Regions from separate parts of the Homo sapiens genome. Here all the other regions are linked to region 2. A link is a loop called in an ENCODE intact Hi-C map of the cell type or tissue named here. Cell type or tissue: gastrocnemius medialis. All regions are shown on one strand. Region 1 overlaps FOXO1 (forkhead box O1). Region 2 has its middle 15 kb from the start of LINC00548. Region 3 overlaps LINC00598 (long intergenic non-protein coding RNA 598). Region 4 overlaps LOC124903162. Region 5 overlaps LINC00598 (long intergenic non-protein coding RNA 598). Region 6 has its middle 120 kb from the start of LINC00548.

What was found. Peaks named below come from ENCODE experiments on the same cell type or tissue, not always from the same donor. Only the 100,000 strongest peaks of a DNase experiment are listed, where the experiment ranks them.
Region 1: a loop joins it to region 2, with 3 times the contacts of the local background. A loop is called at or near these places in 2 of 110 quality-filtered maps.
Region 3: a loop joins it to region 2, with 10 times the contacts of the local background. A loop is called at or near these places in 3 of 110 quality-filtered maps.
Region 4: a loop joins it to region 2, with 2.2 times the contacts of the local background. A loop is called at or near these places in 4 of 110 quality-filtered maps.
Region 5: a loop joins it to region 2, with 2.0 times the contacts of the local background. A loop is called at or near these places in 5 of 110 quality-filtered maps.
Region 6: a loop joins it to region 2, with 7 times the contacts of the local background. A loop is called at or near these places in 4 of 110 quality-filtered maps.

Annotation. Positions count from the first base shown.
Region 1 is chr13:40,594,906-40,598,905 of GRCh38, forward strand. The region is part of intron 1 of FOXO1 (forkhead box O1); the gene reads right to left. Among named protein-coding and RNA genes, the nearest start is that of FOXO1, 70 kb to the right of the region's middle. In gastrocnemius medialis, no CTCF peak of the experiment used is centred here; DNase peaks (open chromatin) are centred at 1,736, 2,971 and 3,836; H3K4me3 peaks cover 2,621 bases; H3K27ac peaks cover 4,000 bases.
Region 2 is chr13:40,233,924-40,237,923 of GRCh38, forward strand. No RefSeq gene overlaps it. Among named protein-coding and RNA genes, the nearest start is that of LINC00548, 15 kb to the left of the region's middle. In gastrocnemius medialis, a CTCF peak has its summit at 1,928; DNase peaks (open chromatin) are centred at 1,498, 2,198, 2,438 and 3,008; H3K4me3 peaks cover 558 bases; H3K27ac peaks cover 4,000 bases.
Region 3 is chr13:40,348,454-40,352,453 of GRCh38, forward strand. LINC00598 (long intergenic non-protein coding RNA 598) reads right to left here. Exons shown (of 7, transcript NR_024507.3): 7 at 1-1,849. Among named protein-coding and RNA genes, the nearest start is that of LINC00548, 130 kb to the left of the region's middle. RefSeq lists an enhancer at 3,925-4,000. In gastrocnemius medialis, no CTCF peak of the experiment used is centred here; DNase peaks (open chromatin) are centred at 1,948 and 3,737; H3K27ac peaks cover 3,602 bases.
Region 4 is chr13:40,107,084-40,111,083 of GRCh38, forward strand. All of the region lies in intron 3 of LOC124903162, which reads right to left. Among named protein-coding and RNA genes, the nearest start is that of LINC00332, 73 kb to the right of the region's middle. In gastrocnemius medialis, no CTCF peak of the experiment used is centred here; a DNase peak (open chromatin) is centred at 2,368.
Region 5 is chr13:40,407,335-40,411,334 of GRCh38, forward strand. All of the region lies in intron 6 of LINC00598 (long intergenic non-protein coding RNA 598), which reads right to left. It also overlaps the pseudogene RN7SKP2. Among named protein-coding and RNA genes, the nearest start is that of LINC00598, 72 kb to the right of the region's middle. In gastrocnemius medialis, no CTCF peak of the experiment used is centred here; DNase peaks (open chromatin) are centred at 2,137 and 2,747; H3K27ac peaks cover 1,557 bases.
Region 6 is chr13:40,342,599-40,346,598 of GRCh38, forward strand. No RefSeq gene overlaps it. Among named protein-coding and RNA genes, the nearest start is that of LINC00548, 120 kb to the left of the region's middle. In gastrocnemius medialis, no CTCF peak of the experiment used is centred here; DNase peaks (open chromatin) are centred at 43, 1,753 and 2,003; H3K27ac peaks cover 4,000 bases.

The DNA of each region.
Region 1 (4,000 bases), 360 kb after region 2:
CAAACTTCTGGGCTCAAGCGACCCTCCTACTTTGACCTCCCAAAGTGCTGAGATTATAGGTATGAGCCACCGCACCAGCATACAGTAGACTTTATATATGCTTATTTGGTTTTGATTTTTATACTTTTATGAGAACTAAGATGGAATCTATCCCTCCTTTTCCCTCACAAAAGGAACATCCTAATAGCTTCACATTGCAAATGAAATACAACGTAAACAGAAAAAACTGAGATGGAGCGATTAGGAGGTTTAATAAGTCAGACTTTGCTAGAAATGCAAAACAGCCCTGATGCTAAACAGGTACACTTGGACTTTTGTTCTCTAAAGCCTAGCTTTAAAAGAGCTTGACACACTTTGTAAAGAATAAAGCCTCCATTCTATAAGCCTAACCAGTAAGTTGGAGGGGGACTGAGTACCATAAAAATCAGTGCTTCTCATACTTGAACATACAAGGGATCATCAGGGATCTATCTATCCTGTCAAAACGCAGATCCTCGTTCAGTATTGTCTGGGGGTGGGCCTGAGATTTCCTGGTGATACTGATGTCAATGGTCCATGCTACAATTTTATCTAAACTGACACATGATAATTAAACATAATTATGGAGTACTGAGTAACACTATGATACATGTATACAGTGTATAATGATCAAATCAGGGTAAAACGGGGCAGGGGTGGTAATATTTCATAAAGGGGCATATTCTGTTAGAAGGGCCACTAAGACAACTATAAAATTATCAAGTGAACAGTAACAGAAATTCAAATAAATTCACAATTTCCTCTGATTCCTTGAACACAGAATCTCCATCCTTGAACGGTTAACAAAATGACCCACCCTGATCACTTCTATGCTCTTCTGAGCATATCACCTCAAACATTTGTCATTTCTCTGTGGGCCATAAAATACAGGAGGTATTTTATGACCACATTTCAAAGTATGTTTATTTCACAATTTGGACTGCTGGCTACAAACAGTGACATGTGAGTCTCTTTCCCTCTGGTTAGTCGTAGGCCCTGTAGAAATGTCAGCTAATTTTTTTTTTTTTTTTTTTTGCGGGAAGGAGGTAGGAGTCAAGTCCAATAAATAAGTGTAAAAACATTCAGTACATGGCATGGTTATTTAATACAACAGAATTTGCTCTGAGTTGGAAGGACAGGGGTTTCAGCCTATGTGTTTATGATACAACAAAGGGACTTTTAGGCTGATAAAGTTATGGAACATGAGACTTCAGTCTTCTTATTAAATGGCCAAATGGACCAAGTGTTTGCATGAAAGCTAATCTTTCCTTTCATGAAAAGGAAATTAAACCCACTTGCTCCCGAATGGGATGATTTTCAGGAGTCCTGAGCCATGTTCTGGCAGAAAGCTGGGGTCTGTGACCATAAAGCAGGACTGCTGTCATCCAGGCAGATAATTATTATCAGGAACGCCTAACATTGCTTCTTTCTGCAGTTTCATGTGCCTTGGTGAAGATGTAAGCTTTCTGAAGACTACCTTGCATACAGCCTTTGTGGGCTACTCCATATATGAGAAATGAAATTTTAAAACTAGCTTTAGGAAGAGATGTAGCTTTGGAGATCCTGACTCAAATCCCTGCCAGTTATTAGTTACATGATCTTGGGCAAATTACTTAAGCTTTCTCTTTCTCAACTATAAAAGGAGGACAACAGATACCTAGTGAGGTTCCAGTGAGATCCTGTACTTGTGCCCAGCCAGTGAGCATCTAGGGTTAGGATTATCACTGTCACCATCAGGGCCATCCTTCTGCAACTGTCTTACTGTACTAAATATACACGTCACTAAGCACGCTCTGTTCTCAATGAAAACGGAAGTTCCATGCCAGCAACATCTAATTTTCAAACATCACTGATAACTCTTGATTTCTGCATACACATCTAAGCACTGTAGTATACTGAAAAGAAAGACCGTAAATCATATGCACAACCATTCTCTCCACTGTCCCCAGTGCCATCTCATCACTGATCCTCCCCCGCCTTCCTACCACCTCCTCTCATCCTCATTCTGTCAAAAGACAGCAAGGTACCCTACCCCAAAGGGGAGGAAGACAGCGCCTAAATCCTCATTCCACCTCCCTACATCAAGAAGAATGTGTCCTTCATGAGCCAGCAGCAACTTATCTCCCCAAGCATGGTCTAATAAGAATGGACTGCTCTTTTGCTGTCAGTTTAGTATTGATCACACGGGGGAGCCTATTTACTAAAAGCAAAAAACTACAAAACCGCTGTTTACAGACAGTTACACGTGATTAATGCTTTAATATCTAGTCTTTCCTTATACATTCTCAATCAATCACCACCATAACCCCAGAATGTATTAGGACTATTATAATTATTATTACCACAGATAAAGACAAAGGCTATTGGAGTTTGTTGCCAGAGATGAGTTCCTGGTCACCCAGCCTTGGAGCCTGTTCTCTTATTTTCTAAGGCAGACATCTTCCCAATAAGAGGGTAGTGGGAACACAAAAACATCTTTATTATCAGAATCACCTATGTAATTCAACTACACACATTTCTGACAGAGCCCAAGGCCCTTTTTTATCAGTCCGAGCTGCATCCCTAACTGTGATCAGGACCTGTAAAGGACAGCCCACCACCTGGAGGCCCTTAGTCATGGCTTCAACAAGGTCCTGTGCCAAAATGGTAAATGGCAATGCTGAGTCAAGGTTGGAGCCTAAACCCTACATCTTCCCCCGGTGAAGGGTCCTGCCCTAGAAAGAACTTTCCCCTAAGTCTCTTCTGCCAATTCAGGGCAGAAAGTAATGGTCAGCCTTGGAACGCTGCTGACTCGCACCCTGGGAGCTTCTAAGGGGCCCTGTTCACCAGGGTGAAGGCGCCTCTCTCTCACTGCCCACACACCCTTCTCCAGCTCAAAGGGCCTTTTCAAAGGGATTAGAGGTGTGCTTCAAAATCTTCATTAAGTAATTTAATAATGTGTGTGTCCAGTACTTCAGTCCCCAAACAGAAAGGAATGTGCCCAGGAGCCGGCAGGCAGAGCCACATTCTTCCTGTTAACCTGTTATGGTGGCGGGCGGTGCTCGGGCCAAGTCCTCAGAGGCTTTCCCAGCCTCAGAGAATCGGGCTCTCGTTTTCAATTTCCAACTTGGACTTTTCTCAGTTTCAAATCATAGGCTAACAGAGGTTGAAGACTGACAGGGAATAAAATCCTCTACCAAGTCAAGACTGTGATAGGCAAAACGGAACAAGCGAATGAAAGAGGCCCCAGTTCAGAGGAGGGAAATGGAAATCTACTCATGGTTAAGTGAGCAGACAGAACACCGGCGAAACTGGCTCTTCAGGTGGAATATGGCACAGGGTAGCAACTTTGTCAAGTATGATGCATTAAATACAGTAACAAATGGGCAGGATGGTAGTTTTTAGTTCAGTTTTTGGGGCTTTTCTGTTGATGTTGTTACTGTTTCTTTAAAGAAGGGGCATTCACACAAATAAATTTCTTTCCCTAAAATTCTGATTGAATTCATGACCATTTCTGATATATTATTTGCAAGAGGGAACAAAAACAAACGAATGAACAAAAACAAACTAATGAAATCAACCAGTCTTTTCCACTAGCACAAAAAAAAAATCACACAACATCAAAACTTTAAAACACAAGTTGATACTTTCTTGAATAGATTCTTTCAGGAATATTTACATATATGTGGTTCACAAGGTCACTACCCACCCAAATTTGTGGGGTGGTTTTTATGAGCTAAGTTCTTGTTTTGCCCTTCCTAATGTCCCATCTCTGAACCTGAATACACCCCCAGCTCTGCTCTACTCCCAGTGTGGTTCTGAGGCCAGCAGCACTGGCATCACTAGGAGCTGGTTACAAATGCAGGACCTTGGGCTTCAGCCCAGACCTACTAAATCAGAACTGACAAGATCCCCAGGTGATTAATATATACACTGAAGTTTGCCATCTCGCAAAATGGTTTATTATTTCATTTTCACAGCTCAATTAAGAAAGTCTTCCTTA
Region 2 (4,000 bases):
TTTCTAGACTGTTTTGCCAAACCCAGTAAATCAGTCTGGGTCCCACTGCCTGGCGTCATCCCTGCATATCTAAAAAAGCAGTGAAATATGGGACATCTAGAATTACGAGCTCCTTCACACATGGGCTGGCTCGGTGGCCTCGGCTGTACAGCTGTCCTCTCCTGACCCGGGCTTAATCTCTCCCTAATGAATTTTCTTTCTTGATATTCAAGCAGATGGCTCCACAGGAGAGTGAACGCATTCCCAAATCTTACAGCATGACTCTGTACACATGGGAAAATGTAGGTTGTGTTTTGGTTTTTGCTTTTTTCCTTAAGAGGTGCAATGAACACAATAATGTCTTTGAGGCTTTCAATGCCTAACCAAAACCAGCCAGGCTTTCCCTGGGATCTGGCTCTCATGGTGTTCTTAGTGGCACTGGCAATATACTGACTGTTCCACCAATCCTGAGACATTTGAGAGCTTCACCTAAAGAGTGGACTGTGCGGGTCCTTCCTCCTGATCCCAGGGGCTTCTGCATGAAACTTTACGCCTCTCACAGGTCCTCAGATAGAAGCAGGGAGCCTGGGACCTGCTTGACATTTTAACTTTGTTGCCCTGGGAGAGGAAGGGAATCAAATACCCCATCTAATCTGTATAGTTACCACATGAGGTTGACCTACTCAGGGATTTTTTTTTTTTTTTTTTTTGAGACAGAGTCTCCCTCTGTCACCCAGGCTGGAGTGCGGTGGCTCACTGCAAGCTCCACCTCCCGGGTTCACGCCATTCTCCTGCCTCAGCCTCCCAAGTAGCTGGGACTACAGGAACCCACCACCATACCCGGCTAATTTTTTTGTATTTTTAGTAGAGATGGAGTTTCACCATGTTAGCCAGGATAGTCTGGATCTCCTGACCTTGTGATCCGCCCACCTCAACCTCCCAGAGTGCTGGGATTACAGGTGTGAGCCACCGCGCCCGGCCTCAGGGATGCTTTTTAAAGTCAAGTCTCTGGGCAGAAGGAAAAAGGCTGGGTTCAGTACAAAATGCTCTACCAATGCTGAAATGTCAATAAAGCACTAGATGGGGGTGAGGCATATATAGGCCCATTCCCTAAAGACCAGGCTCACAGACTCAGAAAAGATGGGAAGAAACCTCAGAGATGATCCATTCACATGGTTCTCAAGTCTGGCTGCATATGAGAACCACCAGGAGAGTTTTCTAAGCAAGTTAATCCAACTCCCATTCCAGAGGTAGAACTGCAGGCATGGGATCCTGGCATAATCATTTTCTTAGTTCCCCAGATTATGCAGTTCTGGCCCTTAGGGGCTCTCGAGTGTGGCAGAAATGAGACTGAAACCCTAGCTCCCTCCTCCAGGGTGACCCAAACTTGACTAAACCCATGAATCACCAGAGGCGATTCTGTAAACATGCGGATTAAAAATCAGAAGGTCTGGGGTGGGCCTGAGATTCTGCATTTCTAAATGACTTCCAGGTGAAGCGGATGTTGCTGCCGGCCCTCAGACCACACTTCGAGGTATCAGGTCCTGGCATCTAGTCCTATAAATAGATGAGTCACATGCCTATTGGCCTTCAGTCTTTCTAACATCAAGACTAGAGAGCCAATGTGGCAGAGAGGTTAGATGGGGAGGAGCCATGTTTTTCACCCTGATTTTGGAACTTAATTGCTGTGCAATCTTGAGCAAGTCACTTAACCTCTCTGATCTTTAATTTCCTCAGATGTTAAAATAGAGAAAAAACTAATACATACACAAAGTTGTAAGGCTGATCAGATGAGATGTGAAGTTGTTCTATAAACTGTAAAATACTACAAAGTTTAAGAGTTTATTATAAAATTGGCCTTTGAAAGATACCATTTTAGCCTTTAAAATGTTGGTCATTTATATGTGCACACTTTTTGTAGTCCTGTATTTCTCCTAGTGGTAGCACATGTATGTGGACACACATGCAATAGATGAGTTTTATCTCCTAAAAGGTTTAAACTCTGGTGTGTGTGTGTGTGTGTGTGTGTGTGTGTGTGTGTGTGTGTTCTTATACCATTGCCTGGAGTGTAAGGACTTGCAAGGAAATTCTCTTTGACCAGGAGGATTCAAGAATGCAGAGCAAATGTCCAGGAGTCGCAGCCAAATTGGTAGCTTTTCTTGCTCCTTTCCACTGCATTAGCATGCCCCTAGCCAAAACAAGATGGCACCATGCCCCGGCCAACTTGATCTCAATGTTCTCCACAGCTGTGTGTCCCCACTGGGGTGAGTATTGGAGCAATGTCTCATGTCTAGTCTAGCCAGGAAGATTGTCACTTTGGACCCTAACCCTTTCTGAGGTTTGAGCCTCCAATTCACTCATGTCTGGCCAGCACGAGTCATGCCATCCATGTATCCTCACTCCCAAAAGAAATGACACCCTTGGCAAATTCTTGAACTACGTTTTGGAAGCCGCCGCTGAGGTTGCGCAAACACATTTGGCACAGGCTTCAGGGACCAAGCAGTTCTCTGGGTTGAATCGCAGAAACAAAATGTACTTGTCCTGCTTCCGAGATGGTGTCTGAGGACTTGGCTCCCTCGGCCGAGGAACTGCCTCCTCGCTGATGTCATCCTGCCACGGAAAGGCAAACATCTCTGGGTTCAGCAGTTCAGAACCAGAAGTGAGAAAAGTTGGGGATCCAAAGGGCATCCACCCAGGCTTAACTCCATCGGGACAACGTAGAGAGACATGCACTCAATTCTTAACAACTAAATCATCTTAAAATAAAATGTATTGAAGCAGTTTGTGAGGAGGAATCATGCTGCTGAAATGCCCTCGGGCAAGGATTACTGGTCGTGATGCTACCTCCATCCAGTGGGGTTTTGTGGGGCTCCACGTGCTGCCACATGCACCCCATAGGAGCACAAGTTCCCAGAGGCCCAGGAGAATATTCAACATCCAACCCTAAGGAAGAAATAATTTCCATGTAGCACTCGTGCCTCACATTCATGTCACTGCGTAATATCTCAGACATCCAGTGACTGCACTTTCCTGGCCAAATTGAGGCGGGTGCTTCTGGAGTCTGGTACATTTCTCAACTCCAGGTTATTTCTCAGCACACAAAGTACCAGGGCTGCTTCAGTCTCCTCAGAGGAGCCATTCTCGAGATGGAGTTTCTTTTTTGTTTTATTTTACTTTAAGTTCTGGGATACATGTGCCGAACGTGCAGGTTTGTTATATAGGTATACGTGTGCCATGGTGGTTTGCTGCACCTATCAACCCAAGACGGAGCTTCTTTTACCCAGAAAAAAAAAATGAATCCTCTTTCCCATATTCATAATTTTCAAATGTAAAATCTGAAATTTTTCTTACCAGATCAGAACTCCCTAATGCCCAATGCTGCAGACCACAGAGCCACTCAGCTTTGTGACCAGAATAAAAGCCTTCATGAAATCATGAAATTTGTTCTGGTGGTCACAAGAGTCAGACATGCACATCATGCAGAGATTTGTATGATGAAGTCTTAGGAAGACAGTGGAAGGTGTGGACCTTCCTTAAAGAGTGATCAATCTTCTGGGGCCTCATCCTTGGCTGTCCACTGGAATCCCTTGGAAACTATTTCACAGCTCGAATGCCTCGGCCGTCCACCAAACTATGCGAATGGAACTTCTGAAGAGGAAGCATAAGTATTTGTGAAAGTCCCCTCCATTGATTCTAATGGATATCAGGGATTGAGAAAGCACTCTCTCATCCAATTCTCTGTTTTCCTAGATGAGAAAATTTTGTCCCAAAGAATTCAAGTACTTTACTTAAGGTCACACTGATCACTAGGGGCAGAGCTAGGACTGGAGCCTAGATATCCCAATTGCTGGGCCAAGTTTTTTCACTCCAGGTAAGCAGAACAGTAATTTTGTAGATGTGCAGCCAGGGAAACCATTTCACAAATGGTTGAGGTGAGGCTGCTGGAACCAGACTCCCAGGGCTTGCTTGTTGAAAGAATTACTTGATGGATTGATCAGAATTCTAGTTCTGCCACCCTATT
Region 3 (4,000 bases), 110 kb after region 2:
CAGGAAGGCAGATGCCAGGAACATCAAAGGGCCATTCATCACCCAAATGCAATGCAAAGGGAAAAACCAGCAAGTGGGATTACGCCGCAGGAACCCGGACTGTAATATCACAGGGAACGACTCCAAGAGATGTTTTAACAGCAATTCAGATGCAGGCATTAAAGACTGTGACATAAGATTTAGAAGAGGGGCAATTAATAATTTATTTTGGAGGGAATATGTAGAAGAGGAAAAAAAAAAAAACACCCAGCACCCACTGGTATTACCTGTGTGGTAATACTATTGCGTAGACCAAGGATAAAAACACGTATGTTTACAAATGAAATGGTTGCTGAAGACACCTTGCCCTCTCACATGCTGGCTAAATGAGAGGTTGGGAAGAGCACGTCATCATTCTGCCCATGTGCGTCCACATCTTAGATCAGAGTTGACATCAGGCACACTTGGGTTGGAAATCCAGCTCTTTCACCTTCTAGCTCTGTGACCTTGGGTGAATTTCTTAATCTCCCTGAGGCTGTTTCTTCATTAAAGGTAAAAAGGGCATAGTAACAGTTATCTTACAGGGCTGTTGTTAGGATTAAATGAGATAAAGTATGTAAAGTGCTTTAGAACAGCACCTGGCATAAAGGTTCTGTCAAGGATGATGATGGTGGTGGTGGTCGTTATTCTAAATCTATGTAGACATCCTTTTCCCATTCCCCCAAGTAGATTTTATCTCCCAAAGGAGCCTTGGAAATTTGTCAGATTAGTTCTGTTGAAGATACTTTAGGATCTCTGTCTTATTCTGAGCTTTCTCCATGCAAGACAGTGTGCCAAGCCTAACTGAAATGCCTAAATAGGGTTCCTGCCCTACTGAAGCTTCCATTCTAGTGCCAGAAAAGGGGTGACAGGCCTTTCCATGGCCCAAGGCCATCAAGTTGCAGAAGTGGCCCATAAACTCCACAACCAACAGGCCCAGGGATCAGAGGAGGGTGAGATCTATCACCACTGGCGTCATGGAAGAAGGACAATTCACTAGACAGAATGAGTGGACACCAGAAATGCCAAGCCCACACAGACCTTCTATAAATCAGATTTTAAGGACAACTGCAGATGGACGAGTTGTATTTAAATAATCCTGGTCTGGGGCAATTGGTCCAGAGGACATGCTTGACCAAGGTGATCTGCCATTGTCTGGCCAGAGGAGAAGAGACAGACTGAGCCAGCTTGATGTAATGTGAAGGGATATGAATTGGAGTATGTGGCAAGACCAGCCAGAAGCTTGGAGGCAGACTCTGAAAAGAAGTCAGGATGCCATGTTGGGGCCACAGCACACTTTAGTTATGAGGAAGCCAAAGCTGGAAATGAGGCTAGGAGAGAAGTAAAGACATGATGAGAGAGAAATTAGGCAGCCCTTAAGGTGAGAGGGAACAACTGAGAAAGAATGATAGGAAGACAGTCAGAAAGAAGGAGAGACTGACCCATGGACAGAGTGACTCCTGGACAGACTGGCCAACAGAGACAGACCGAAGGAGAGAGAACAAACCTGGCGGACTGGGCTCCCTTCTTGAAGCCAGGCTGTGATGGGTACCTGGCTGCTAAGCTGGGGAGTGGGTCTTCAAGAAAGTGGGGCATAGGCTGGTGTGAGGAGAGGGGTCAAAGCGGTCAGATCTTACCTTTCAAATTTCTCTACATTTTCTTTCACATAATTATGAAAGCAACATACACTCCAGCACATCGTCTTTGTTTTCCTTGCTCCATGCTGTTCTCCAGCCTCCAGGTCACCTGAGTCCTCAGAAAAGCACTGTCACACACACACTTCACACTCTGAGAAGACAAGGACATGTTCCAGAGGAGCTCCGATGGTATTCTGGTAAGAAAGATGAGACAGGGACACAAATCACCTACATGGTTCGAGTATGTTCCAGGGCCTGTTGTATAGCAGAGGCAGAATAGTGCTGATGTCACAACTCCAGTGTGAGATGAGCTTTGGGGACAGTGGGTAAGAAGAGCTGGCTTCTGCCCCTGCCTTGGCCACAAAACTAGCTCTATGATCTTGAGCAATTGGCTTAACCTATCTGGACATCTGTTTATACATTTGCAAAATGAGGAGGTTGAACTGGATGTCTTCCAAATTTGCTTGCCGTGCTCACATTCTAGATGCCGTGATTCTAGGAACCCATGGTTATTTATATATCAGACTTTTTCGCAATGCCCAAACAGTGTTAACAGTGTTGCCAGCCATGTCAATAATATTTTATGTATGGTATTACGATGAAGTGAATAGGTTATTTATCCTCTCTCAGTACAACTTGTGCTTCCATACAATTCTGACGTGCACGGTAAATCTCTCCTCCTTTGAACTCCCAAAGCATTTCAATCTAGACACCTCTTAGAGGACTCATCGCATTCTGCTCTATAGCATGGTTATTCAGAAAAATGCCTTATTGTTCATGACTGAATGTTAAGCTCCCTGAATGCTTCCTGGAAACCCAGTTGCACAGAGAAGGAGGAATGAGGCTTCCGGGGATGCACTCACCTGGATAACCCCAAGAGTCCAAAATAATACCTTGCGTGGAATTGACGCTCAATACTTGCTCTGAACAAACTCGTAGTTGCGGAGAATGTAAAACGTAAAAGGAATTTGCCAGATGAGTCTAACAAATCTCCCATCCTTCACTTCTCTCCCAGTGCACCAGGATGGCCAACCTGAAAACTTTGCCTAAAATTAATAAGCATAAAAGGTGGCCTGCAGTCTCGCTGCTGCTAAAGGGCTTGGGGAGACAATGCCCAATGCAGAGAGAGGAGCAGTTGCTGAGAATGTCAAGAAGCAAAGAAACAGCAGGACACGCATAATCCTAGTCATGGAATGTATTTATGAGATGGCTCTCAATATACAAAAAGGGAATGCTATATGGACCTGGAGGAACCAGCCAATATCAGATTGGCTGGCAGGCAGTTTCTCACCTGAGAAAATGAGAATTAAAAAAAAAAAAAAAATAGAGTAACTATCAAGGACCCTCTCAAGGCAAAGTCCCCTTAAGCCATATTTTCTAATCATCCTGCAAGAAACTTCAGATTGGGGCCCAGTGGTTTTATTCGAACAAGATTTCATCAGTCCTCTAAATGTACAGGCAACTCTAGAGCCCTCTATTTCCTGGGCTTGCCCCCCATCTCCCCCTGCAGATGCTCTGGGATCCCGTTAATAATCTACTTCCAAACGGCTCCTCCGTGTCCTAACCCCTGGCCACCTCTACCCTACCTCCAGGCCTCATTCCCCTGCCTGCCTGGCTGAAGGACACAGGCCTCTTTTGTCATCAGCAATCCCTACACTTGCTGGGGTCAAGGACCCTGCCTCCTTCCTACTCCATTGGGGCCCACATCCTGCTTCTCTCCTTCCACCTCAGCAACCCTCCACTGTGCTGTCTCACATTCCAGACACCTTCTCCCCTCCCTTATTGCTTTCTTCCATCACTAACACTGACTCTAGAAGCATGCTCAGTCAGGGACCCAGGAGCGAGTGATTTGGGGTGTCCTGCAGTACACCACCCAAGCACCTGCTAGTCTGGATTTCTGTGAGCTGAAGTTTTGTTTGTGTAAACTTGCAAGCTGTTTTTTATTTTCCTCCTATGTTGATTCACATTAAAACAGTTACTGAGTTCAAACTTTGGGATGGGGGCGAAGGGAGTTTACTCAGCTGAGACTGGAGATGGCCAATGGGATGGCCAAAGGGCCTCAAACCTGCTGTTCCTGGACAAATGTGCATCCTCCCCAGCCTGCCTGCCGCGGGCACAGGGTGCTGGGCTGCAGCTAGCTTCTTCCCCAAGGACTGGTGGCCAGCCACAGATCTCAGGGCTGCTTGTTTCTGATTGAAAAACTCACAGTACAAACTCTCTCGGACTAGTAGGAAAATGAGAGGCTGTTAAGTACGGAGACCTCTGTGAATTGTGCCAAGAACTCTCTGTCACACGGCCCTAGTGTGCTGAAACAGGCTGGAAAGGCCAGTCTTACAAAAGAGTTA
Region 4 (4,000 bases), 130 kb before region 2:
AGAGAAATTCAGGTATTCCCCGCTTTTGTGAAGGGTGAAATAAAAGGTCAGATCTTTTCACTTTATGGTTAAGATAGAAATACGGAGAGGGGAAGAATTGTGCCTCCTAATAATTCTCAGGTCAGATTTCTGGGCATTGTTTTGAAAATTCAATGAGATAATAAATGTACTTATTTAGACAAAAATTTTTTGAGCGCTCACCATAAGCAAGGAGACCAGGTCTCTGTCCTCATGGAGGGCAAATGATTATGGTATCTAGGGCAATAAACTGTGTGTATGAAAATGTTTACTCAAGAGAGATTCAGGTCTTAAATGAGAACTTCTTTAGGAATCTACGTAACTTTACTTAGATTTTACTCACATTGTAAAACCTAGGCATGGAAGCATAGTTAAAAGATTAAATCTAATGACAGTTATCTGCTGAGACATACAACCTCTTATATGGAAAAAGTTAGAGACTGACTCTGACTCTAAAAGTCAGTCTCTGACTTCTTTTTTTTTTTTTTTTTTTTGAGATGGAGTTTTGCTCTTGTCGCCCAGGCCAGAGTGCAATGGCACAATCTCACTGCAACCTCCACCTCCTGAGTTCCAGCGATTCTCCTGCCTCAGCCTCCCGAGTAGCTGGGACTAGTCTCTGACGTCTTGAAACTCTAAGCATCAAATTGTGTTTTCTCTAATCATACTCAGACTCTGCTATACAGCATGAGAGTCTCCAGTACTTGCCTGCCTCAGGGAAGGGTGACTCCTAGGCCAGGCCAGGTGGGCCATCTAAGTATGGGTATGTACCCAGTGAGAGAACCCACCTATTTCTATCACCTCCTCTATCTTCTTTAATATTTCCAGCCTGGGAGCATTTCCCCAGGGGTGTCCCCAGCTGGTTCTTCACCCCTCCATATGGAAGATGATAGTGCCACGGGCTTGGCTCCCATGGGAGCAAATGGATCCTTAGTCTGAAACATGAAGCAGGTGTTAACACCTGGTGAAGGTAATAAGTTCAGAGCTTGCATGGATCCGTTACCCTTTCTGCTCTCAGAAGTGCTAATATTTATTCCAGCATGTTCAGCGACATCCTGCCAGACCAGAGTTCTTAACTCTTCCTAGTGTAGTGGTTCTCAAACTTCCAGGCATCAGAATCTCCTGAAGACCTTGTTAAAACCCAGATTACTGGTCCTCACCCCCAAAGTTTCTGATTCAGTTGGGCCAAAGGATTTACTTTTCTAACAAGTTCCCAGTACTGCTAATGCTGCTGGTCAGGGACATACTTAGAGAACGTGAGTCCTAGGGGATGCTTGATTCTTCTGAAATTCCATGCTTGATCTGTCTGTATGTGCCTGTGTGATTTTTGTTCTAACGTGTGTTTCATAGCTTTCATCAGAATCTCAAACCAACCAAACAAAAGCCAGTACCTTTAAGAGCATCAACTAAGGCAAAATACCTAGAGGAATGCTGATCTCAAAAGAGAATACACAATGGTGCCAAAAATACAAAAGCATTGGATAGAGCAAAGTTAGCTCCACAACAAGTGCTCAGAGTTATTGGGTAGGAGCTGGGTAATGGCTGATAGGCACAATCAAAATAAAGGGATTTGAATAGAAATTGATATTCTCACCCTACAAGAATTTATTTTTAATTATAGATAATTATTCTGAATTACAACAAGATGATTTGAAGCATTACGCTAATTCAGGAGTAATAAAGCATGAATTGCCGATGCAATCTTTAAAAATGTAACCTATCAGTCAACACTGGAACAGCAACAGACAAAAGGCTATGATCTGACATTATTATTTTATGGAGTCACAGTTAAAACTAGCCTTCGATTTACTCTTTACAAGCCCCCATAGGGCAATGAGAGATGCCAAATACCTGTGGCTCCATGTGGAGCCGAATGAAGATCTATATCCCTGCAGGCTGCCCTCCCCACTGGCTGACTCTCAGAATCCCTTGCTTTTTAGAGGCAATGGAACACAATCCATACAAGCACAAACTAGTGTCCAGTCAGAACTTGGCTCAAATCCTATCTTTGACCTTTACTAACTCAATGACCCTAAGCAAGTACTTCAACCTCTCTGAGCCTTAGCTGCCTCATCTGTTAAATGGGAAGGATAGCCTAACATACAGGGTTCTCCTGATGATTACATAATATAATTGGTAAAATGCCTGACAACAAACCATAACTTGAATCAGGTCCTGCCCTGTACTATGATGGAGCTAGTAGAATCATATTACCTATTATATTTAGGAAGTAGAAGTAAGTCTTCCAAGGAGCCATCTCAGACTCAGTGTCATTTAACAGGATACAGCAGGCTGCCTAGTTTTCATATAGCTAACATTGCATAAGCATTGTGGCTCACAGTCTAAGAATGCTACCCGAGCTTGCAGGCCAAGTGAGATCCCTTTAGTCAGGGATGGGAGAAAGTAATTGCTCAGTTGCTGACTAAACATCTGCCCAATGTATATTCTCTTTCCTGAATCTAAGAGACCACAGACTGACGAAGAAGGAGAAGGGAGAGGGGAGTAGGTTACAAATGTCTCCCATATAGTGAGTGCTAATTTCTATAGCAAGAAAGCAGATACCGTGGCTACTTTACTCAAAGTGAAAATACTTCATAAGGAAGGGAAAAAAAACAGGATTGAGCACCATCTATGAGTCAGTTTTGCTTGCACGTAATTACATAATGCCCTTTTTTGTAGAGGAAAAACCACAATAATATTGCCTAAGTTCATGGAGGCAATGATTAGTAGAGGCTGGATTAAAACCTAGATCTACCTCACCCCAAATTTCATGTGTTTTTGGTTAAGCCATTCTGTCTTTACCAAAATAGCCAACTTCTTCTACTTTATAGCATTGTTGTTTTAAGTTGAAGAAAAGAAAGATGGTGGATACATAAAGAAGAAAGACCAGAATGTGCCTACAATTGAAAGTAAGTTAAGAAAAAATCACCTCCCCATACGCAATCAGAACAAAAATTAATGGCCAAACACACAAAAGCACTTGACACAAAATACATGATCAATCTCAGAGCACAAGATCTTCTTTATCTCTTTTTTTGGAACTCAGAGAGTCAACCTGACTAAATGGTGAAGGCAATGAGGTCAAGGACCTGTTAAGGGCAGTGGAGAGTTGGAACTAGCTGGAGCACCCTTGGCTGTCAAATTCAGAGGGAAGGCAACAAAAAGCTTTGCCTGGTGAGCTTGTATTGATCTTTGAGAATAAGGATCTATGTAGATAGACCTAAATTAGTTAGGGTAGACCCAGAGACAGATCTCTGTACTTGGTTTCAGCCAAGCATTGCATTTGGATCAGGGTGGCAAAAGGGCCTTAACCAGAGAACAAACTGCCATAGCAACAGGTTAAAAGACCATGGAGAGTTGATGGAGCTAGAGGCCTAGTAATTTACACTACAGAGGCATGAACCTGCTCAGCCCAGTTGGCTCTAAGCCAAGACTGCAACCTGGCAGCCCACCAGCCAGAAGGGGCCATCACACAGACAGGCTTCTTGGTTTGATCTTCCTGGTGTTCCCTTGTGGGAAAAATATGGAGCTAGACGGACATAGTCCAACTTGATTGCTTGCCTGCCCCATGAAGGCATGAGTTTGAAACTCTTGGTTTTAAGTGGACATTACTCCTAGGCAATAGCTTGGGGTTATCAACCTGAAAACACTCATCATTGAAATTGTAGATATTGTAGACATAACTGGAATTCAGAATCTGCATAACAGAATGGACAATGAAGAATATTTGGTAAATATAGAATACATACAATGTTCACCTTCTCATCCATACCTTAGGTCTAAGGAGTACCCATTATGGGTCAGAGGTTATGCTCAATCAAACTACAAAGACACATAAGGTATAATGACTACCCTCCAAAGGATTGTTTAGTAGTGTAACTGGGGAGGTAGCCTGTGCGTAAAAAGATTTATAACAATGCCTTGGCATCTGTTAAATGCCAAGTAAGAAGGTAGACAATAAGGGAGAAAGGTGCACTGTAGTTCA
Region 5 (4,000 bases), 170 kb after region 2:
GCTGCAGGAGATCTGGGCCATGGAAGGGAAAGGACAAGTCTATCCAGGGAACATGATTAGCAAGCAATGCAGTGACAAAAGTAGCAGCTACATTGCCCCTGGATCTGTATCTAATTCTCAGGGAACAAAAACTTTTTTCACAATATTATTTATTTCTCACTTTCATCTCTAAGGCAAGACAATCAATTCTATGAAGGTAGGGCCCATGTCTTTTTTTTTTTTTTTTGTATTTATTTCTAAAATGAGCTTCCAGTAAATATTTATACTTTGACAGTAGGGTGGGCATGATAACCATTTTATAGATGGGGACAGGAGACAGCTAAGGTTGTCTGGCTACTACCTAGAAGCTTGATGACTGAATTAACAAATTACTAGTGAAGAGTAAAGAGTACACAAAGAGATGACCTGACTTCTAACCTCAACGCAAACATTTAAAACATGACTCGTACACTGGTAAAAGGTAATATCTCCTTTCCTTAGAGTACTAGAACATTCCATTTTACTCCAGTCTTCCCAACTTCACACAACTGCTACCCCATGAGGGTATATCATATTTGGGTTATCCACAGCTAGTATGGTCTCAATAGCCAACGGATGGAAAGAAAGGAAATATTAAGGATCCTTTGGAAAGTGAAGAAAACACACTTTCTGAACATAGTATGAGTTAGAATCATCAAATTAAGACACCAGTAATTAGCTGGGCATGGTGGCTCACACCTGTAATCCCAGCAGTTTGGGAGGCGTAGGTGGTCAGATTGCTTGAGTCCAGGATTTCAATACTAGGCTGAGCAACATGGTAAAACCCCGTCTCCCTGGAAAAAAAAAATGCAAAAATTAGCTGGGTGTGTTGGCACATGCTTGTGGTCCCAGCTACTTGGGAGGCTGAACAGGGAGGACCACTTGAGCCCAGGAGGCAGAGGATGCAGTGAGCCGTGACTGCGCCACTGCGCTCCAGCCTAGAGGACAGAGTGAGACCCTGTCTCAAAAAAAAGAAAAAGAGAAAGACAAGACACCAGTAAATATTCAAAAGGAGCTAATATTTACTGATTAGCTCCTTTTGAATATTTACTGGTGTCGAGCATTTTATAATAAAATGTCTCACTTAAATATGTTGTTTTTTACTTCTAATCATGTAGATATTTTCATATTTTTGTTCTCATGGAGTTCTAGATCTAGAAACTTTGTGAGACGGTCTGTAAATAGAAATGGGGCGATCCACAGATTGATCAATTGTTCCCCCATCTCCTTTAAAAACATAATTTAAGCCTTGATTCTGTATAAATTATGTTAAAATAAACACAAATATTTATGATAAAAGGAAGAACAGAATAAAATTTCAGTGACACCACTAAATCTAATGGCACATGAGCTATTTAGAATAACGTTTATGAGCATTTTTACAATCGGGAATTATTTTAACATGACTCATTAGGTTGACGGGCTCCTCTTAAGAGGAAGTCACGTTGAATCTATGGATTTTTGAAGTGTTCATCCAGGCCTTGATCAGGCTGTGGGCAGACACCTCAGATCAGAGTCACCCAGGCCAACACCAATTGTTTGGTTGTAGTTTGTTTTGTTTTACACCAGATGGTAAGTGGTTGAGAGCACATCTTGCCCTTGCCGTCTCAAAAATCAACACTTCATTTATAAGAAACAGGACTATTTACACGAGTTTAAAACGGAGTTTCTTTGTGGAAAATCTGTTCTGATCAATTAAAAAATACACTTTGATTCTCACCTGTTTTCTCATCAGCTTCCCCAAGTAGGAGGATGCATTGACTCCATGTTGAGTGTTTATAGCTAATAGCATAGATACCATATTTTAAGCACCTGCCATGTTTTAGATAGTTAGCTCAATTATCCACATTCCTCCCATGTGAGGTAGCATTATTTCCCCTTGTTTTAGAGATGAAGAAACATCTCTAAAAGAGATGAGGCATATCAAGGTTAAGGAACTTGGCCAGAATCACCCAGACAGAAGAAAGCTGTGGAACTAGAATCTCAAACCAGGTCTTCTAGATCCCAGACTTATTGTCAAGCTGAGGTGGGCCAGTACTCATCGGCACAGTCCCAGAACAAAACTCAGGAGATATGAGTCTGTAGCCAGAGTGTGACTTAACTCACAGGGAAAAGACAGGTGTCTGTGTCCCCGCCAAGACTTGCAGCCTGGCTGAGCTGTCTGGGGTTTGCTGGGGCAGAAAGAAGCATTCACCTTCACTACAGAATGAAGTTCATCATAGATTAAAAGAGGTGAGCAGGAATGACCAACTAGGGAGAAGCAATGTTACACTTTGAGCAACTTCATATCTGCTCACCTACCTTTAAGTGCTAGCAGCAGACAAACGGCCACCACTAACAGCACCAGGACTGCTACCATCACTGCCACTGCCAGCACCGTGAAAATGCCAGTGCCACTCAGCTCTGCCACCCCTAGCACCAACTCATTCCCACTCTCCTTTATCTCTTTTGTTCACTGGCTTTTTTGGTCTTTCCCATCCCCTCTTCCTCGACTGTCTCCCACTAACCAACACAAAACCAGGGAGGTTGTTATCACCAGCACAGGAAAAAAGAAATCATTCTGTTTCTTGTTCAACTCCCACTCAGTCCTTGGCAGGATTATAGACCTAAACGAGGATGTTTACTGAATAACTACATTTGTGCATTTCTTTTTTTTTTTTAGACAGAATCTCGCTTTGTCTCCCAGGCTAGAGTGCAGTGGCGCAATCTTGGCTCACTGCAGCCTCTGTCTCCCAAGTTCAAGCAATTCTCCTGTCTCAGCTCCTGAGTATCTGGGACTACAGCCACACGCCACGATCCCCAGCTAATTTTTGTATTTTTAGTAGAGACGGGGTTTCACTATGCTAGTCAGGCTGGTCTCAAATTCCTGACTTCAGGTGATCCACCCACCTCAGCCTCCCGAAGCACTGGGATTACAGGCATGAGCCACCGCGCTCAGCCCATTTGTGCATTTTCGAAAGCTCACTCAATAATCAGATAACACTGGGGTCCAAACTTGAATCTGCCACTTAGGCACCATGTGACATTGGACAAGGTATTTAAAGTCTCTGAACTTTGGGTGCCCTGTCTTGAATAGGGATAAAAGTTCTACATTTTAGGATTCTTGTGATAACAGATGTTGTGGGGAGGGAGAATTTGGCATAGTTCCAAGATAGTTGCATCTGTATCTGAACCTAGAGGCAATCAAGTGTGGGGCAACCTAGCATCTCCTCTCCAGCTGGCCACTCTCAAGTCTAAGTCCCTTCCTGACTGCTGATACCTGGTAATATGGGGACCACTGGCAAGAAAGGGTATGTGAATTGAAAGAACAGGACACGGAGATCACAGGGAAGATGTGAGTGGCATTGGTGATTGTGTGTGGGGAAAGAAATGTGAATTTCAGCAAGCCTCTCATTTGTGAAGGCCTGAAAAAATTTAAACAGAAAGCAAAATTATTTCAGGTATATTAAGCAGAAAGATATTTAATACAGGGAATTGGGTGCTTACAAAGTCTTTGGAAGGGCTGAAAGACAAGTTGTGGATGACCCTTACAGCAATGACTCCCAGAACAACACAGATTGTCTCAATGGGTTAGCTGTTACTCTGAGGCTTCTACTGAAGCTATGGATTCAAGACCCTCTCCCATAGCTGTGATCCAGAGATCAAGAGGCCACAATCAGGAAGCCACCACAGCTGCTTCTCTCTCTGCAACTGTGTCTCAATGCCCAGGAAGCTGAAGAAGGCATACTGCAATGCTGCTGCAGGACAATCTCATTGAAAAAGAAAAAAGAAAGAAAGATGGCTTCCACTTCACTTCTGCCTTCCAGATCTGAAGCCTAGGAGTACACAATTATCAGAACCTAATTCTATTCAGAATCCTAGCTGCCAGGGAATCTGGCATATGTCAATTTTAAATTTCCAGTGCCTCCAACTAGAAGGAAAGCAAAATGGAGCTTGAGCAAGCAATCCACAGCACCCACTGCTTCTAAGACCTTTGAACTCC
Region 6 (4,000 bases), 110 kb after region 2:
GCCTAACTTCATTTTGCCAAATGGGTGACTAAGGCCAGCAAAGTAGCTCACGAGTTCTGCCAACTGGGAAACTCATCCCAGTGCTTCATGGAAAGCCCCCAATATGTCCATCAGGTCAGAGGAGACTGGTCTAATTTAGGGAGATTCGGCTGGTGCTGCTGTGCTGCCCTCTCCCCCTCACCCGCTCCACCGTCAGCACTCCTGTGCAACTCAAAAAGCCATTTGAAAACCCCCACTCCGGACCACTGGCTCCTCCACAGAAAGGAGAACTGCACTGAGGGCTTTTTGGGAGGCTGAGGTTTCCACTGTTCAGGAACACCTCGAGTCTGAGCTCTGGGAAAAACCGAGAGATCATAGAATCAACCACCTGCAGAAATCTTCAGAAACAAGAACATTCGAGAGACACAGCTCACAAGCTCACACCAGGTCCTTCCATATAGCACACAACTTCTTTTTTATTTTTTCCTGCTTTCTATCTGGACAATTATAGGAGCCTCCAGCTGTTCCTGTCAGTCAAATCACCAGTATTTCCCTTCTGGTCATACATTTTTCCTGAAGCAGCAGATTCACACCTGATGCATTAGTGCTTTTTATCACCTAGCAATATTTGTCATCCAAAGGGCTGAGTACCTCAGTTACCATCTATCAGGTTATATTTGTTTGCTGCTTTCAGCCAGTTGTCTCACTGTAACCTGCACTTTACTCACACATAATGGCTCTAAGCGAGAAAGTAGAAACATTTATTAGAGTTCAAAAATTCTTAGTTGTTGAGCTCCATCCATTTCTCTTTACTAGTATTTGTCCCTTCTCAGCCCCTTCTTTCCCCCACAGATCCAATTTTTCAAATAATTTCAGTTTCTGGACACATAGCAGGTGTTCAATAAATATTTGATAATCTGATTTAAGTCACCGGACATAAAAGAATATTCCAGAGAGCAGAGATGCTAATCACAGAATTGTAGACCTAGCAGGAAACTCTGAAATCAAACAAGCATCTCATTTTGGGGATGAGGAAAGGGAGCTATAGAGAAGTGAAGGGATTGACCCAAATTCCCACCCAGCTGTTTATGGGCAGCAGCGGAACCCAAATCAAGACTCTGCTTTCAACCCACATGACATCATAATTATGAAAATGTTTTGCTTGTTCTCTCCAAGGTCTGAATGTTCCAAGGTTCCAACCAGAATACAGTGTTGTTTTGCTATCACCTTGACCATGGGAGTTTGTGATTAATGTAACACTTTCCTTTCAAAGATGGGAAATTTTTAAAAGCTGGCAGATAAAAAACTAGAATTCCTTTGTTTGCCCAAGACAGTTCATTCAAGATTTTACAAACCTGGCTATATGCCAGAATTATTACCTGGGCAGCTTTCAAAGTACAATTTCTCCACCAAATCAATCTTTGGACTTGGCAAGACTTGAGAATCTGTCTGTTCGTTGCTTGTTTTGGATTCATTTTTGTTTGTTTGTTCTCCCAGTGATTCTGATGCACATCAGGTCAGGAGACTGCAGATCTAATGAACGTCAGCTCCTTAATCAACCCACACATGGATGGTGGTGTGTATTTGAAGATATTTGAGCAGGATGGCACTACTGATAACCAGTTCTCCTGAAATCACAAGTAAAGCCACCAATCAAAATACATGTCAAAAATAGTAACCTATAATAATGATGTTGAATATAAATCCCACTGGCTGGACCATTTGTTCTGGTCTGGGTGCCTGGTCAGTGGGGAGAAGCCCCAAGCACTGCCCTTTCTGACGCATAAGCAGCTGGTGAAGCTCTGCTGCTGTGGCTGAAACCTCAGACAGAGGCAGCAATAGAAGGGGAAATCACGAGGCAAGTGTAATTTAAAGCCTTCATATTTATGTAGACAACTCTTGTCTACATATAGTCCCAGCACTTTATCTCTCTTTTGGCTCTCATTCCCTCTCACCACCTTCTTTCCAAGTAGTTCCATGAGTTCTGGGAATGTCCAGAACTGCACATGCCCAGGACTGGAAACAATTTACCGAGTCATCTGTCAAGCCATAGTTCATGCTTTTCGATTGGTTTAGGTTACTAAGCAACCTCCTTGTCACTCAGGATAATGACCTGACTCTGACTTCCAGGAAAGACAACACAACGTGGGATCCTGGGTGCAGGAACACCATCAGGTGGGACTCTTGCCAACCTGGGTATGAACTCTGTGCGGTTGTACTGGGTCAACCATTTGGCCTCTCTATGCAAAATAGGGGTGAGAGGAATAGCTCTCCAGCTGTTATGACTTGAGATAATGCATATGAAGTACCTAGCACAGAGCCAATGCTCCCTAAACGGTTGCTTTTATTTACAACAGCATGAGAGCAGAAGAGCGACGGCCACAGGGAGTGCAGTGGGGGGCATGTTACATCTAGGACAGCCCAGTCATCGTCACAGTTAACAGAGAGGAGACAATTCCAGAGCCCTCCAGACTACTGCTCTCCCAGATGCCTCTGGAAAACTACATAAATAGCTGGCCTATGTTTGTGTTGTCCCAGTTGGCACCGGGAAGTTTGAGTTCAATGCATCATTTCTGCAAAGCCTCCAGTATCCAGAAAACTTAAGGCTGGCCATGGTAACTGGCCCCAGCATGGGCCCGTGTCAGTCCCAGGCTCAGCATCAGTGGCTCTTTGAGGCCATGGCCTTCACAGTTGCTTTCAGCGCTTGTTAGTTTATAAGCTCTGTCCATGACCTGGGGCCAAGGCAGCTGATGCTCTCCCAGCTCCAGGATGCCATTTAACACAGGGTTTTCACTTCTCCTTGAAAGACACTTGTGGGGAGAATGGAGAGGAAACATTCAGCCAATTGTGTGAAATTGCTCTTAAATATCTCTGCCAGGAAAAGCCAACAAGTCAAAAAGAGAGGTCCTGAGTGCTTAGCACTCTGTGCTTTTGAATTTAAAGTGAGAAGGGACTGGATGATTTCGAAGATTTAAGAATAAACCAGAAACCAGGGCAGGGACTCCTCCAGGACTTACTGGCACCCTTTGTGAACAAGGGCCCATGCCTTCACCGCAATTAATGTCTCAGAGTCCTCTTCTAGAAAGAGGTGGGATGGAGGATTCTCTTTGTAAACCTAGTAAGATTTAGAGCAGGCTACCTAGCTCAGAGAAATAGCACTGACTGCCAAAAGGCAGGGAGCACCCTCCTGTGAGGACTGGTGCAGACAATCGCCTGTAGCCCCGCTGGGAGTAGGTAGGCAGAATTCAAGGAAATACAGTCCTCAGCAGAGGCAAGCAGGGAGGAGAGCATGCCCAAGCCCAGGAGGAAGAACTAGGTGAGGCCCTCCACGCGCTGCCTGATGGCTCTTGATCAAAAAGCTCTTTCTATAAGGGGTGCCTGGTCTCTCTTCCTAAAAATCTGTGCTCAGCACTACAAGGAGTCAGATTCAGGACGTGGATGCCCATAGGCATTTTTATGCTTAATCCATAAAGTAGTTGGGGGAGGGGTTTGGGAAGAAGGAAAGCAGTGGCCGGAAGAGATCTGAACTGGTCAGGGCACACGAGCTGTTCAGACCTTTAACCCCGGCGGCTGGGCCTTGGGTTTGGCTTCCTTTGGCACTGTGTGGATGGTGTTTGAACAAAGGAGAAAGAGCACAGGCTTGAAACCAGGAAGCCTGCCTGGGGTTTTGGCTCTAGCTCCACGGAGCGATTTGCAGCCCGACTGTCAAAAAGCCTCAGACCTCTCTCTGCCTCTGTAAACTCTTGATTTATTTTGCACAGATATTACAAGAAGACTTATACCCTCCCAATGATCTAGTCTAAGGTGTGATCTGCACCACTTACATCAGAACCACTAAAAACAGATTCCTTAGCCCTACCCCAGGCCAGCTGAAACAAAAAATACCAGGGAAAGACTAAGAAATCTGTGTTTTAACAAACTCCCAGGTGATTCTTATGTACTGTCAAGATTTGAAAGTCACTGAGCAAGAGGATAGAGTCCAAACTCCTTAATACAATTCCATGGGCTTTACAATGTGCCT